Regions from separate parts of the Mus musculus genome. Here region 1 is linked to region 2. Evidence: chromatin loops called from intact Hi-C (ENCODE). Cell type or tissue: left cerebral cortex. All regions are shown on one strand.

What was found. A loop is a pair of places that touch in the nucleus more often than their neighbours do. Peaks named below come from ENCODE experiments on the same cell type or tissue, not always from the same donor. Only the 100,000 strongest peaks of a DNase experiment are listed, where the experiment ranks them.
Region 1: a loop joins it to region 2, with 3 times the contacts of the local background. A loop is called at or near these places in 3 of 42 quality-filtered maps.

What each region holds. Positions count from the first base shown.
Region 1 is chr7:37,555,752-37,563,751 of GRCm38, reverse strand. The region is part of intron 4 of Zfp536 (zinc finger protein 536); the gene reads left to right. Among named protein-coding and RNA genes, the nearest start is that of 4930505M18Rik, 110 kb to the left of the region's middle. In left cerebral cortex, no CTCF peak of the experiment used is centred here; DNase peaks (open chromatin) are centred at 274, 984 and 3,857; H3K4me3 peaks cover 421 bases; H3K27ac peaks cover 1,150 bases.
Region 2 is chr7:37,767,233-37,775,232 of GRCm38, reverse strand. Zfp536 (zinc finger protein 536) reads left to right here and starts at 5,481. Exons shown (of 6, transcript NM_172385.2): 1 at 5,481-5,637. In left cerebral cortex, a CTCF peak has its summit at 4,730; DNase peaks (open chromatin) are centred at 4,665, 5,196, 5,477, 6,050 and 4 more places; H3K4me3 peaks cover 5,744 bases; H3K27ac peaks cover 4,167 bases.

The DNA.
Region 1 (8,000 bases), 210 kb after region 2:
GATTAAGGTCTCCCTCCCCTTTTCTTTCTTTCTTTTCTTTTAAAAAATTTTTTCCTTTTTTTCTTTTTTTTCTTTCTTTCTTTTTTTTTTTTTTTTTGCTTGTGCATTCCAATTGTTCTTAAAATATTTGGCAATGTCAATTAGTAACTGAGCAGAGTTAGCTGATGAACACAATTTTCCAGTAGACTGAGCACCCTATTGTTGCCGAGCGAACAGCAGATTTCTGAGGTCATTATCATTCGCTGGTTGCTTGGCCCAGCTGCTTCCTGCTGCAAAAGCCAAACTTTATACTGGAGCTCGGGGATGGCTGCAGCAACAGGGGGCTGGGAGGGGGGGAGAGCGGAGCTGGCTGCAGAGCCAGGGCCAGTCATTAGCAGCAGAGGAAACAGAAAGCAAAAGTTGAGAGGCCATTCCAGGAAAACTGCGAGGGGATCAGGCTCTGCCACCTTTGTCACCACGTTCTACCTCCAGGAGGGGAGCTAAAGGGTGCCCCCCAAGGCATGGCGGCAACTGACCTCTTGTAGGTCCCAACTTTGGGGGAACAATTGTTCCATTTATAAACTGCCTTAAGAATGTTTAGCCCATGGGAGAGCATGGGTGCCACTCCCTCATAGATAGATGAGACACTTTCGTTTTCCATTTTAAAAAGTCATTTGTAGATGCCTTTAGAAACTTGAAGATGAGTAAGCTCATGGATGGCAGGCAGGAAGCAGCGCTGTGTCATTTTGCAAAGGGACCTTTGAACGGGAGGTAGGATGAAATTCCCTGAATAATAAAATTTCATACAAGGGGCTCACTCCTATGCCCGTCAGCTTCTTCTTTTCCTCCACCCTGACTCCGGACCCCCACCCCAACCCCAGATTCATGGATTTGAAAAGCTGCACTATTTTTTTTTTAAAGCTCAGCTGTTAAAGCTGTACACCATATGCAGCCCTTCCGTCCCCGCCGTGGGAGCATGTGCAGGCGGCCACTGTGTTTGTGGAGATTTACGGAGGCCCAGCCTGTGTGTGCCGAAGCAGTGCCCAGGCAGACGCTGGCCAAGGTCCTTCCTCCAAAGTTGATGATTTGGTGGCCTCCTGCCTGGATGGATCCACTGGTTGAGACTCCTGGGGAATGTCAGAGAGGCCAAGAGTCAGAGGCCTGGGCATCCTCCCTTAGCCTTTAGCTCATGGTCCTGAGGTGGTCCACTTTCCTGGAGCAGCTTATGATGTCAGCTGACAGTCACTCACTGGCTGTCACTTCATCTCCTTTCTCCCATGGGAGCCCAATGCTTCCCAATATTTCGTTTTGGAATCAGCTTCCCATCCCAAGGTGGATTCTCATCGCTTTGTGTTTAGCAGCAACTATTTGCAAACAATATGGTGACACTCAGGGGCTTCTGTTGTCACACTTGGCCCCCTCGAATGGGGACTGTAAGCCCTGCTTCCTTTGAGGCTGCATGCTGGCTGTCCCTTAGCAACCCAGCCAGAGAAAAATGCCCTTAGCTCTGACAGTCTTCCCATCGGAAGTATGGCAGAAGAGATTCTGGAGGCCTTCAGCCTCCTCTACACTCTTTACAGTTTGTGGACACCATTTGGGGTACAGCTGATTAGATTCTAGGCCTATGCTTGCTCGAAGCCCAGCCAATGTTCAGATGATGGGCTCAGTTTACCAGTATGCAGACTGGGCGCCCTGTGGTGATCCCCTCTCTCCCCCCTGGTGTGCTCCAGCCCATGGATATGTGAGACACCCAAGGTGCTCCACGGTGCTCACCCAATTGAGCAATCAATGGTCACAAGTAAAACACGGAAGAGCAAAGGGCAGGTGACAGTGGAGGAAAGGATTAAACGGTTAGCTTGGAAAAAACGAGCACAGTTAAGTTTGTCCAGACGCAGGCATAGGAAGAATTGCCTTTTACCCATTCGCGGTTGTCTTTAGGTCGGTAGGAAATTCCACCCACCAGGTTGACTTTACCTGTGCTGAACTGGTGCAGCGTCTGTGTACAGGGTCCTTGGGGGGGTCCTCCTGCTCACCCCACCCTGGTCTTCATCAGGTAGCCTATCCTTTGAATCCCTTCTTTGGGTTGCTTTGCACCTTGCATACAAGAAATACATTTTCTTCTGGAAAGGAAGGCTGGAATGTACCTTAATTTACCCCTTGGAGGCCCAAATTTCATGTGACCTTTGGGAAGCTTGGGAGCAAGGCTAAATTTTGAGTCCTCAGTTTTACTATGGAATATTCCACCAATTCCAGACTCTAGACTCCCCAGGATATTTGGGGATCTCAAGATGAAAAATGTAGAATCCATTGAGAACTCAACTTTTTTTTGTGGGGGTGGGGTGGGCGGAGGGGAGGGAGACGGAGTTTCTCTGTGTAGCCCTGACTGTCCTGGAACCAGCTCTGTAGAATGGGCTAGACTCGAACTCAGAGATCCACCTGCTTCCGCCTACTGAGTGATGAGATTACAGTCACGTGCCAACACCACCCGGCTAGAACGCAACATTCTTGGTGCCACTTTGTAGGAGCAGTGTGTCCTGCGAAGTCAGTGAAGATTTTTGACTGTGGAGCTATATGTAAGCGTTGAGGGTAAGAGTTTGAAATACTCCTGGAGATGGACTGTCAGCTCTGGGCACTCACCTAACTAATGGTGACAGCACTGAAACTTGTGCCATCTGTAAACCTGGGGTCTCCTGGTCACCCTCCCAGGACCTCACCACCCATGTGGGTATCCAACAGGCATTTCCCACCCTTGTTGACACGCTAAGCATGGCCTGGAAGGAAAATGGCTGGCAGTGACTAGAGAGTACACAGAAGAGCCCTCCAAGATGAATGGATTGAGGAGGGTGGGCAGGCAGGTGGTGGGGGCTTTGATCTCCCCAGGAATGATCGTGGCTGCAGCTGAGAGGAGCTGAGGGTCTCCCTTGCCTTTTTCTGGCAGGATGGGATGGTGGCAACATTTACTTAAGCTGTGGAGTCTGGCACAGCCGCATCTAGGCGCCATCTGGAAGGCCCTTCTCAGAAAGCCACAGACCCTCCCCGCGGAGCTCAGAGGAGCAGCACTTGGGTAGAATTGGGGGATTTTTTTTCCTTGGGCATATCTTGAGCATCCAAGCACCTGAGTAGGCTGAGGCCCCTCCTCTGGGACTCGCATAGCTAAAGTGCGGGCTTTCCCTCTGCACTGCCCTGGTTAATTCTAGAGACAGATCAGGCTTAAGTTGGCTTTGTCAGGGGACCACTTACTGTCCCGGCTGCCTCTCCACTTGTTTATTTGATGTTGTAGGTTACTTCTTGCCTTTGCTCAATTGTTCTAGCTAAGTATAGAGACACCTTGGAAAAACAAGGCCCATTAATGTAGTGGAAGGATGCCTTTCTTTAAATTCCCTGGGGAGGCAGGATCTAGAATTCAGTGGCTAGGCTCATGACAAATAGGGTCAAAGTATACAGATTTGATACCACTCTTGACCCGATTTGCATCTTCAAAGGAAACACTAGTGTCCTAAAGCAATGAGTGTCTAAACTTTGTCTGTAGCTACCTGGTGGGTGGCTGGGGCTTCACCAGGAGCTGTGCTGAAATCAAGGGGAGCTGTCTGGGTGCAATTCAGCTGGCATTCTGTTTGCATTTTCCTTACCAAGAGAAAGTGAGGGTTTAGCTTCTTGTGGGACCCTTGGGGCTCTTGTGTGACATGTGACATGTGTCTGAGAGAAGTGAGAGACACAGCACAAGCTGACTCCTTGGCTCTGCTGCCCACCACTACACGTGGCAGGGGTGGGGCAGGTGGGAGGGGCTTCCCCCTGAAGATGAAGAGCGCTGGAGAAGAGAGTGTTCTCTCCAGTGAGCGTCCTAAGGAAGTGTGACATGGGTGGCCTTGGTTATAGTACCTTGTCACATGCTTCCAAGGATCTGGGCCATTTTTCACAATCCTTGTGAGGCAGTGCATCTGCCTGAGAAATCCTGCTTCCTTGCGACAGGTCTAGGATAGTCCACAGAGGGAAGCATTCAGTCTCTCATAGAGGTGTCTCATACAAATGGAATCCTGGTTGACACTCCACCCATTTTTTTTCCCTTGTGTCCAGACTCAGGTTCAAAGCCATCAGATGCATAAGGAAGCAGGGCCCCATCACAGTGTTACCCTTATTAAAGCGGCATGTAGGCAGTGTGTTGGCACTCTAAGCTCGGTGGCCCTTGAGTGTGGTGTGCCGCTTCCCTCTGCTTCCCCTGTCATCCTGAGAAGCACGTTGGAGCTTTTCCAACTTGCCCATTGGTGAGCTCAGTATCAAAGTGGACAGTGGTCGCTCTCCTTGAAGAACAAGTCAGATATAGTGTTGTCTTTATCAGTAAAAATATTTAAGATTTTGATAAAGCTGCTTTGTCTTGTTTGTTCGTTTGTTTATTATCCATAATGGTGGAAATGATCTTCCATCTGGACCATGTCGTGATATCATAATCCCAGGTGAGGGAGGAGTCTTGGCCTGGTTTGTGCCATTCGAAGCCAGGTCTGAACCCTCTGAAATGGCCTTGCTCTGGAGTGAGGGAGGCCGCTGCCCTAGGCTGCTCTTCCACCCATTCGTTCATTTATAGAGCATGTGCCCGTGTTCAGTCATTAATTCATCTGTTTACTTAGGGGAGGATGAAGCACTAAGTAGGTTCTGGATGCTGAGCAATATATATTGGGGATGCAAAGGTGAGGAAAGAGGGAGCAATTGTAGCCCACAGAGGCTCACACACAGTCTAGGATCTGTCAAATGATGTGGATCGAGGTGGACATCTGGAAGACAGGTGTCATTGCTCCAGGACTTTCCTGCTGTCCTGTTTGTGCCCTTACATCCTAAAGGGTTAAGGAGTTACCTAAGTGACTATTTATTTTAATAGGCCAATCTGGTCTTGAACGCTCCATCCTCCTGCCTCACCTCCTGAGTGCTGGGCTTACAGGTGTGCATCTCCTCGTCTGGCTGCCAGCAACTTACTGAGCAGAGAGGAATAGCTCGTTCCCTCTGTAGAGCCTAACCAGTCTTGGTGATGCCAGTAGCAGGCAGAAATGAAATATTAGTTACCTCTGTCCTTATTCTCATGGCATATCCAACAGAAGCAACTTAAGGGGAGAGAGTCTTATTTACCCTGAAGCCGGGTTCAGAAGGTATAGCGCATCATAGCAGGGAAGGTATGGTGGGTGAAGTGACTTGGTCCTTGGCTAAGGAAGCTTGCTATGCTGGCTTCTCACATAATACTGAACATGTGGGGGTTCTGGCCAGAAGTGAGGCTGGACAGAAACTTTTAAGGCTCTCCTCCAGCATCGTCTTTACCAGCAAGACTTCAGTTCCTAAAGGTTCTACAACCACCCAGAACTCCATCACTGCTTGGGTACCAAGCTGGAGGGACATTCCACATTGAAATCACAGCACACTGACTTGCCCCTAGCTGTGGTCCTCTCTCCTTGGCCATAAAGCACACCCACAGGAAGGTACTGGAAGAGAGTCTGGTTTCCGAGGAAGCCTCTTGAAAGGCAGGGAGTGGAAAGCAGGAGAAGCACAGGTCTCAGAGGAGCTGGGCACCTTGGCAGGGCTGCCTTGACATGGTTTTTTTTTTGAGTGAGCATCACAGAAAGGCTGGTGTGTCTACACGTGGGACAGAGAGGAGGCTCTGAAACTTGTCTCTTAGTCTCTGTCCACACTGTCATTTTCGCCACTGACTCATGAGCCGGGCAACTGGCAGACTGTGCACTGCCTGCGAACCTGTCACTGGGATCCTAAGTAAGAGCCCCTGAGTAATGGCATGACTTCATACTGGGATGTATGCTTGCTGGCACTAGCTTTGTCCATTTGACTCACACTGACCTTTCTTTACCTAGAAACTGTGCACACCTGATCACAGGGACTCGGGTGAGTTCTGGGCCAGAGGATGTGGCCTGTATAACACCCCTGTGGCAGGCTAGCAGAAGGCACTGTTGTGGTGGATGATGTTGTCCTTCTGTGGGGGCAGGAACTACACAAGGACTCATAGGTGACCTGTGCAAACAGACACTATCTGCAGTTTCTGTTCCTTGGCGCTTTTTCTTCTCATGAAATGCAACATCACAGGCCTGACTGGAGTCAGAGTCAAATACACTGTTTTTCTTTTGTTCCTCTTCCTCCTCCTCCTTCCCCTCCTCCTCCTCTTCCTCCTCTTCCTTTTTCTTCTTGTTCTTGATTTTCTTCTTCTTCTCCTCCTCCTCCTCCTCTTCTTCCTCCTCCTTTTTCTTCTTTCTCTTCTTGTTCTTCTTCCTCTTCTTCCTCCTCTTCCTCTTCCTCCTTTTTCCTCTTGTTCATCTTCTTCTTCTTCTTCCTCTTCCTCTTCCTCCTCCTCCTCCTTTTTGTTCTTGTTCATCTTCCTCCTCCTTTTCTTCCTCTTCCTCTTCCTCCTCCTCCTCCTCCTTCTTCTTCCTCTTCTTCCTCTTCTTTTTCTTCTTCTAACATTTAAGAACCATTTTGGGATAGCCAAATGGTTCAGTGGGTAAAGGTGCTTGCAGCCAAGCATGTAAGCATGAGTTCTGTTTCTAGAACCCACATGGTGGAAGGAGAAAACTGATCTTTGCAAGCTGTCCTCTGATCTCTGTATATTCACAGAGGTTCACAAACACACACACACACACACACACACACACACACACACACACACACACAAGAAACTGGATGTGGTAGCATATGCTTTTAAACCCAGCTTTCAGCAAAGCCAGCCCGGTTTACATAACAAAACCCCCAAACAATAATACAACAACAAAGGAAAAGAAAAGACAGTAGTTCACAGCAGAAGCTCACAGTTCACCTTGAAACTAGCCCTGGTCCTAGTTCCAGCCATGTTGCTGGGCTGCTAGAACAGCACTCTTCCTGCTTCTGTGGACTTCACTTTGGAGTTGGGTTGGGTAGTGGTAAAGAGTGAGATCCCTTCCAGTGTTCATGTTCTCAGGTCTCCTATCTTCTTCCACTGCTTCTTTCCCTCCCCAGCACCATTGGAATGATTTGAACATGAACCGGACTACCATATCCTGTGTGTGTGTGTGTGTGTGTGTGTGTGTGTGTGTGTGTGTGTGTGTGAGAGAGAGAGAGAGAGAGAGTGGGGGGCGGGGTGGGGGAGTTGCCAGCTAGTGGGTTGTGAGTGATTGGATTCTGAAGGCTCTGATTTTTAACCCTCTGTGGATTCATATCACACTGGGATTGGTGAGAGGTGTGTCAAGAATTCTTTCCCTGGGTAAATGTAAATAGTGTCTCCCTGCTCCTTATACCGTCCATGTGACAAACCAAAGTGCAATTCTACCTAAGTTCACCCTGGAGAACTGTGTGTTTGTCTGGCTTCATTTCCAGAGCATGAAGGAGGAGTCACTCACAGAAGCATGGGTGACACCAAAGCAGTCCCACTGGGGAAAGTCTTTGCTTGGCATTAAAGATGGCTTCCCCATAGTCATGCAGAGGTAGAGACCCTCTGCAATTAACTTTCCTTGATCTGTATTCTCTAGTACCTCCTGAGGCCCTGAGGTCAAAGGCACTTAGTACAGAATCATATACAAAAGGCTGGGAGGGGTGACTGGAAACTCAAGTGAGGGCTCAATGACCCTCCAATACAGTCTTTAAGGGAGTGCCACAGCCCCATATGTTTGATGGGCTTTTCAAGTAAGCACAGCTGATGTGTTAGAAGTGACAGTTATTGCTAGGAGGAACATTTTCTACAGCAAGAAGTGGCATAGGTAAGAGGTAGAGCCTGATTTCATGAAGGTTACTAGAGGTGTGTCCTTGCAGTTACCTCTTGCTAGGGCTTCTTCCTGCACATCCCCTTTCTCTGACGTCTGGCTTCTGTTATGTAAACCATGGTTTCCTACCATGCTCTCTCTCCATGCTGGGCTGAACTCTCTGAGCTATCTTGAGCCAAAAGAAACAATTCCTCCCTTTGGTTATTTATGTCAGGTAGTTGGTCATCATGAAGGAAAGTCTGTTCCCATCCCAGAAGTCACCCTGGCCATAGTGTAACTCCACAGGGCTCATCTTCTGTTGGG
Region 2 (8,000 bases):
GTTCAAAAGACCACAGAATATAATCAGTCGATCCAGGAAGAACTGAAATAAAGAACTCCAACTCCACTCCCACAGAGATAGTGCTATCCTTGATAATTTCTACAGAATAAAGGGGGAAAAAACCCCACCCCAAACCTTGTATTTCTCCAGATAGAATTTTAAGCACATCAGATTGGAGAATAATTCATTCCTAAACTTTTTTGGGGGGGTGGTGGTGGTGGCAGAAGATACATACATACATTCATGCACTCTAACATGGTCTAATTCATGCACTCTTGACACTCTTTAGGCCTTTAAGAGTCTCAAAGAACTAGCTTGCCATCAGTTCCAGGTTTTCCTAGCCAGAAAGGAGGGGTGTAAAGATGCAAGAGCGGGAGAGGGAGGGAGAGAGTGAGGGAGGGAGAGAAAGAGAATGATACTGGCTTTCTCTAGAGCCGGTTTAGGATCCGCAGCAGTGACCAGGCCAGTGCCCACTGCCAGTAGCTTCTTAGAGCTGGTGCAGCTACCCCACCAGGCCGGATGCTGGTAGCTCCTCCAAGTTTCTGAACCTTGCCCTCGCTCTAGAACTGCTGCTTGCATCTGAGTGGATCCTTCCGCTGAAACTGAAGGGGTGGTGGGCAGCTGGCGAGAGCTTTTCTGTATCTTTGCGTTTGATGTATTGTGGTGGTGCCCGGGAGTTTAAAATCCTCTAGTCATCTTGAAGGAGAACTTAGTTCGGACAAGTTGGAACCTGCGTTACCTGAATCAGTGCTTAAGTGCCTCAGTGGCTGGGTATTTTGTATAATCGATCTCTCTTCATCCCTTCTTAACGGTGCACAGCACAGGCCTCATTCTCATTCTCTCTCTCTCTCTCTCTCTCTCTCTCTCTCTCTCTCTCTCTCTCTCTCTCTCTCTCTCTCTCCTCACTCATCTCCTTTATTTGTCAACTCTGTAGGACCTTGTCCTCCTCTCAGTACACCCAATGCCACATGACAGCCTTTCTTTAAAAGCAAGCTGCTTGTTGGTGTCTCTGCATACTTCTTTTATTATTATTGAATTCTCTCTCTCTCTCTCTCTCTCTCTCTCTCTCTCTCTCTCTCTCTCTCCATAATGACACCAGGATCATTATATAATCCCATAACAAAGAGGCTTTTGAGGCACCCGCTTTTGTCAACTCTAGGACAGAGAATTCTTAATTGCATTATTCGGCTTCCCCCCCATCTTTCCCCTCTCCATCACTGAAATGCCCACTTTGATACCTTGGCTTGTATTATTTACCCAAACGTTCGCCTGGAGGACCAGCCTTGCAAAGTTGCCTTTAAAAAAGTTATTTTGTTTCGTAATTAAGTCTCGGAGCCCACCGCGATGATTATTCTGGACCCATAAGGCAGAGAACCTGCATGACGTTTTTCTCGAAGTTTAATTACCGTATGCTAATTTCCTTGCCTACTACGTGATTAATTAAAATCATATTTTCATAATCATTTGGCACTAGTATTGTTTTAGAATTATCATGATCTCCTAAATAGTGTCTGTAAATAAAGTCGCCTCTAATGGCAGGCGCGGGAGGCGAGGCTGAGGACCTCTCGGTGTTTGTATCGCGGCGATTGGCAACATAACGGCCTTATTTACATTAAATACGCCACAAGGTTACAGCGCGGATCAACGTCATTTGATCGCTGATGACTCCCTTAAACGCCCGGGCTGTGACTGATTCTCCACGTCCCGCTGTCCACCGAGATTCACCCGGGAGTTTTTTTTTTCACCCCAGAAAAGAAACAGACTTTAAATAGTTTGAGGAGCAGGTAAGAATTACGCGTTTTCCTCTCCCCCTTTCCGCGTCTCTCTCTCTCCTCTCTCTCCGTGGCAATCGCTCTCTGCCTCTCGGCTGGATAAAAAATTCTTTAGTTAAAGGCAGGAATGCAAAGTAGTGACAAGCGAAGGGGCTGATGTATGTCTCCGTAACGAGTCTGACAATCAGAATGTAGCTCTTGGAGAATAGATAGATTTTAATAAGTGTGTTTACATGAGCTCAAGGTCAGAAGCAAGCTGCGCTGTGTTAAATGGTTTCTTAGTTGCTAGACAGAGAGAAAAAATGGACGACCACACACCATTCTTTGTAGATTATTATATCAAGGGTTCAGTCTCCGGCTCATCAAAGCTAAATGCTGAAAGACCTATCTAGTTGCTGTGAATTACGCCAGGGCGACAATGGAGAGCGTTTTTAATGGTACAATGCATTTCACCTACCAGATAGGGGGAGGCCGAGCAGGGGATGGGATGTCTGCTGGGGTTGGATGATGAGTATCAATGAACGGGGCGATTCTGAAATGAGCTTGATGAAAAGCGAGCCTGCCCTGCTCGGGCTGGGCTGAGAGCACTTGGCCGGGCTCTGGCGAGTGGGCGACTGAGGCGCGCGAGCTGGGCGCCCGTCCCCCCTCAGCCCCGGAAAATGATCAAGTCAATCATGTGGACATGTTTCATTATTCATTGAACACAATCTTTTACAACGCTCGGTTTACGTGCCCGAGTTTGCTCCCGACGCCCGCGTTTAATGTTTTAAGGTAAGGCAAACAAAGGTGGTGGGGAGGCTGGGGTTGGGGGTGGGGGCGGCGGAGTGGAGGGGCGCGCGGGTGCCAGGTGGTGGTGGTGGCGGCCCTGATCTCTGGGAGGTGGCAAAGTGAGTTTGGACACTTGGCGTGGTTCTCTCCCCCCTTCGCCTCCCCCTCCCCCCCACCAGGCGAGGCCTGTAACCCGGTTGCTTCTCACCCCATCGCGATTAAAAAATATGGTCTAATTAAATATCCGTGGTTGTGACGTTGGCGAGAGAAGCTGTCAGCGGGGGTTAAGAGGAAAAGGGGGGGGGTATGTGGAAGAAAAAAAAAAACAGGAGGAGAAAAACCGAGTAGAGGCGGCCACCCGGCATCGAATGGCGCTGGAGAACTTCGGCGGAGAGCGGGACCCGCGCCCTGGCCGCCGCCTTCCCACCGCAGCCCCAGTCCCGGGACCGTTACTTTGAAAGGGAGTCCCCAGGGTCGAGCGCTCAGCGCGCCAGTGGGATCCGGCGTCCACCCAGCCCGGCCCGCGCCTCCTGCCTGCGCTCCCGGCCTCAGCTCGCGGCCGGGGAAACTTTCCGCAGGGTCGGGGGCCGGGGGAGCCGAGAGAGAGGGGAGGCTGCGCGGCGGAAACTTCTCCAGCGACTTTACCCGTTTGCTCCAGTGCCGGGGCTGGCGGGGGGGGGGGGGTGAGGCGGTCCCCGGCTACCTTCGCCTCCCCCCTCCACCCCCGTCGCGCCATCGTACGTGGTGCGATCTGCACTCCACCTCGGAATCAGGGGGTAATTGGCAATTATTTTTTTAAAAAATCAAAGTTAGCTGATGCTTACGGGGTGCCTAACTTACGGGTGTAGAGGGCGGCCAAGACCTGCCATTTTGTGTTTGCATCGGCTTCCTGCGTCCTAAGAGCCCCGCAAGGCCCGGCCGAGGTGCCTGGGGGGCGATCCCAGGACCTCGAGACCTTAGAGGCGCCAGAATACACGTGCGTCGCCCTCAGCACCTGCCCCAGTCCGGCCCAGGTCCCGGGGGCCCGCGGGGGCCTGAGACACAGAAATAAATAAATAAGTAACAGGTTATGGAGGGAAATGAGCCGGCTAGTCCCGAGCTGGAAACGTGAGGCCAATCAGAGTGAAGGAGTGCGGCCGAGTGTGTGTGTGGAGGGGGGCGGGGGTGGGGTAACATCGAGGAGAGGGGGCCACTGGGGGGTGGTCCTGGGAAGAGCAAGATTTTTTTTTCCTGCGGGCGGGGGGGCGGGGGCTCATCCTCAGCCCAACCCAAGGCTGGAGCGAGAATGAACGTCGCTAATAAGCCTTTCTGTTTGCTTCAAGGCATTTTTATTTTAAATTTGAAGATGAATTAAGGAAAACAGTCGTAGGCGGGACTTGAGATGTATTTTAGGCAAAAATATAATAATATAAAAATAAAAATAAAAAGAGGGTTTTCTTTGAGAAGTAGAAGTGTCCAGATCTCGATGCTCCCATCTGTTGCAATTTTGCAAACAATTACAATATAGATTATCTCCACATACATGAAGGTATGAGAAGTGAGGGAAGGTGGAAATTAGCGCTGTGGAAGTTAGAGAGAGAAAAGGAGAGAGAGAGAGAGAGAGAGAGAGAGAGAGAGAGAGAGAGAGAGAGAGAGAGACCAACTCTTCGGAGAAAATTCCCCGCAAGGTTTCTCTAGGGACAGGTGGAAAGTTAAGTGGCCCCCATTTTTCACTCCCGGTTTGTGAGTCCTTCCTGTTTGTCCGCCTCTTGGTGAGCGCACACTCAAGTCCCCGAGTTCTTTCCTGGAAGGATGCAAGCCTGGAAGGCTGGGGTCGGTGCGGGCAGAAGCCAGGGGCTGGGGCCTGGGAGGAGCAGGGCGGGGTCCCGGCCTGGCGCGCGGGTGGCAGCGGTGGCCGGGTTTTGTTTGCAGGATATTGTTTTGTCTAACGGGTGCCTCGCAGGAGACGTGATTCGTCAGCCGCCTTAGTTTTCACTTGAGCGGAAAATAACGGCGGCTACGTGCGGTCCCTGCCTGCGGGGCTCGAGCGCGCTGTGCGTGTGCATCCTCTGAGGTGCGCGCGGGTGGGCGGCCCGGGGCACCGGCTTTAGGACTAGCGGGCTAGCAGGGTGAGTGCGCGCCGAGCTGGCCTTGGGTTCCTCCTGCGCTTCTCTGGGCAGTCGCCGCCGCCGCTCTGCAGTTTAGCAGAAATCCGACAGGGGCCGCGTTTGCTGAGCGCATCCGGCCGGCTGCAGCCGGAGCGGGGCCGTGGGGCCAGGCCTCTCGGTGTAGACGTTGGGAGGGGGCCGGTGGGTAGTGGTGGGGGCAGTAGACTGGGAGGGGCGCGGGAAATGATCTTGGCCGGAGCGAGCACAGCTCCCCTGTCCCTGCTGTCCCCTCGTGTCCACCGCGAGTTGGGCATCCCCGCGCGCCGGGGCCTTGGCTTTTCCCCCACGGTCCCTAGGTCTCCAGGCAGGGCTTAGGTGAACTTGGGGTGGGGTGTGCTTGCTCATATGTGTGCGTGCGTGTGTACGTGTGTGTAGAAAGGGAGCTTAGCGTGGAGACCCTGGTTTTCTTTCTCAGTTTTTAACAACTGGATTTTGACTTTGAGACCAGCTTCGCTCACTGCTTGGGCTGGGAGGGGGGCGATCTTTCCCCATCACTCACATCTTTGTTCATTGTTCACTGAGTGCAAAGCAGGCGACTTAAAGAGAGGAAAAAGGAGGGAGAGAAAGAGAGAGGCAGAAGAGGGGGAAGAAGAGAGAAAGAAGAGGGGCGTGGGGGGCACATCAGTGTCCCCTCCTGGGTCGTGTTGGAGGGTGAAATAGTAAACCCACGCACGGAGGGTCGCCAGGAAAGTGGACATTACCGCTTTAATTAACTTCGAGATGCTCCGGCGGCGGGACCTGGCGTAGCCGTGACGCGCCCCCATAAATCTGCCGGGCCGGGGCTGCTCCAAGAACTCATACAGTAGCAGCGTCAGATTCAACGCGCGCCTCCCCCGGCCGGAGTCCATTTGCATAATTGGATTTTTTTTTTTGCCTCCTTCCTCCCTGAAACTTATTTGAAAACCCAAGTGAAAACCGCGACGACCTGCACACTCAAAAGCAAGTGCCAAGTAAGTGCCCTGCGGTGCCCTCCGCGCGCCCCGAGGTGAGGGCGCAGTGCTGGGGGCGAGTGCCCGGCCGGCTCGGGGAGAGTGTGCAGCGGGCGGGAGAATTGCATCTGCTGGGCTGGATGTTCGAGGAACTTTTTGTTTTGTTTTGTTTTTTTGCTGTTTTTTTTTTTTTTTTTAAACACAACTCCCAACCCTGTCTCTCCACTTTTCCGGCGAGGTGAGGTGACTGGGCCACGCGCATAGTTGAGGCGAGCCTGAAGAGGAGATCTTGGGGACACAGTTGAGAGTTGAGCATAGGGGTTCTTTGGGAGGGTGACGGGTCTCTGTCGCCGCCGCCACCGCCACCGTCGCTGCCGCGGCTTGGAGAGCTGAGCTGCGAGTGAGCGGGGTTGGTTGCCTGTCGCGCCGCGCCGCTGATGCAGTTTGTCGCCAAATGCCTCCCCCATTATTCTAAGGTTTGTGTCTCAGGGTGTGCGTGCGCTCGCGTGTGCGCCCCTGTGTTTTGCTGGGCTTTAAAAGGAAGAAAAGCAACCAAAACAAGAGTAGGAAGGCTTCCTTTCCAGTCTGCCTTCCCCTTCAGCGTCCTCTGTTTCTATTGCTTGAAAAAAATGGAGTGAGAGCTGTTTTGCCTAAGAGAGGGTCACCACCAACAGATTGACAATTCGGTTGGAAATGCTATCAATTCTACAGCAGAGATGTAGCTGCGGGCATGGCATGCCGGCTCCACCCTGGTCAGGGAAATGGCTTCACAATTTCAAATTGTTGAAAAAAATGCATACTATGTTATTATTAGTAGTATTATTTGCAGTGAGCAGGATGGAGGGGGAAAGTAGATTGCGTTGGAGAAGACTCCAGCTGTCTTTCCCATTTCTGGGCCTGCCTGGGAACTTGGCTGTGGGCAAGGCCCACCACCCTGCATGGCAGGGGCCTGAGACTCAGCTTCCAGCTCTGGGAGTTGCGGGGGGGGGGCACCTCCCCCCATAGCCCTTTGGCCTCTACTCTAAGAGAGCCTAGGGCTTTGGCTGAAGGCTGCTTTAGCTATGATGTCATCCTGATAGCGGTGCAAATGTCTCTTGATCTCACCATTACCCGCCTGGCTGAGTTGTTGGTAATGATAGCACTCTGCCCAGCTCCCCGACAATCAGGACACGGCGCCCTAGGAATTAGCATCCCCCACCCCAACCTGACCAACAAAGAGTCAGCTTCTGAAAGCATGGCCACTGAGCCCAGGTTTTGCATTGGAGGGCCTAACATAGACACTTAATGTGGTTGTCAGACTCCTGGACTGAGGGTCCCCCGATTTCCCAAAGTTTGGAAAACTTTTGGAAGGCTTTGATGTACAGAGCATCGTTAATCTGAGGAAACTGGACTCTTGAGAGTGAACGGGTAGCAATGCTCCCATGTGGAGGATGTGGAGGACCTCAGGTCTTGTTATAGCCATTGTATGGGAAAAGGAACTATGGTGCTCAGCTCATTAGCTGTGACTTTATGTTAGAGATAGCTGCGAGTAAACCGGCTTTAGTGTTGATTTTTAAATAGTGTACGATGATTTAAGATTTCTTTTGATTTACTGTTCAAATGAAATTTGCATAAATGTGATGAAAATGAACTTAACATCTGGGCACATGAAAAAAGGTTAGTGCCTCATATGTCATCTGCAGGGAAAGTCTTTAAAAAAACGCTTTCACCCTAAACTGGGCTGGGGAAACAGTTCCTGGAGACATAAATGGTAATTATGTAAAACCTGGAGAAAAACCGCTTTCAATACATTTGCATTCTCTTGGACCAGTGCTCTGAAAACCCATTGTGTTCTATGCCTGGAGTGTTTAACTTCTGAGCAGGCTTCAGATCCTTACAACTCAGCAATTTAACTGCTGGTCAGAGCTGTCTTCACGGAAGGCTCAGGGCAGGCATGGAGCAAACTGTCATGGTGGGTTGGTCCAAGCCAGAGGCCAATAGCCTTCATTATGGGAAAAGATAGGAACTGGTCAAGACATGTGGCCCTACTGGTTGGATCTGCCCATGGGGAGCTGAAGGCAGTGCTTGGGTATGCAATGTCTGCCGAGCCTCCAAAAGCTGACCCATCAGGTTGTCTCTTCTGCCTCAGGTAAGCCAGGAAATTTCATCAGCTCAGACCCATAAAATCCGCAAGCCTTCTTCGTGAGCTCCAAACTCCATCTTACTTTTAGAGCAAGATGAGCTTGTCTCTGACATCAGGAAATCAGTTAAACAGCCTTCCCCAAGCTTGACTGCCTTTTGCTCAAAAGTTGCCTATGAATGGCACAGGTGTTTTTAAAGTGCCTTGAATGGAAAGGGGAAAAAAAGACAGCAATGATGCTTGTGAGAATATAGATGAATTTGTT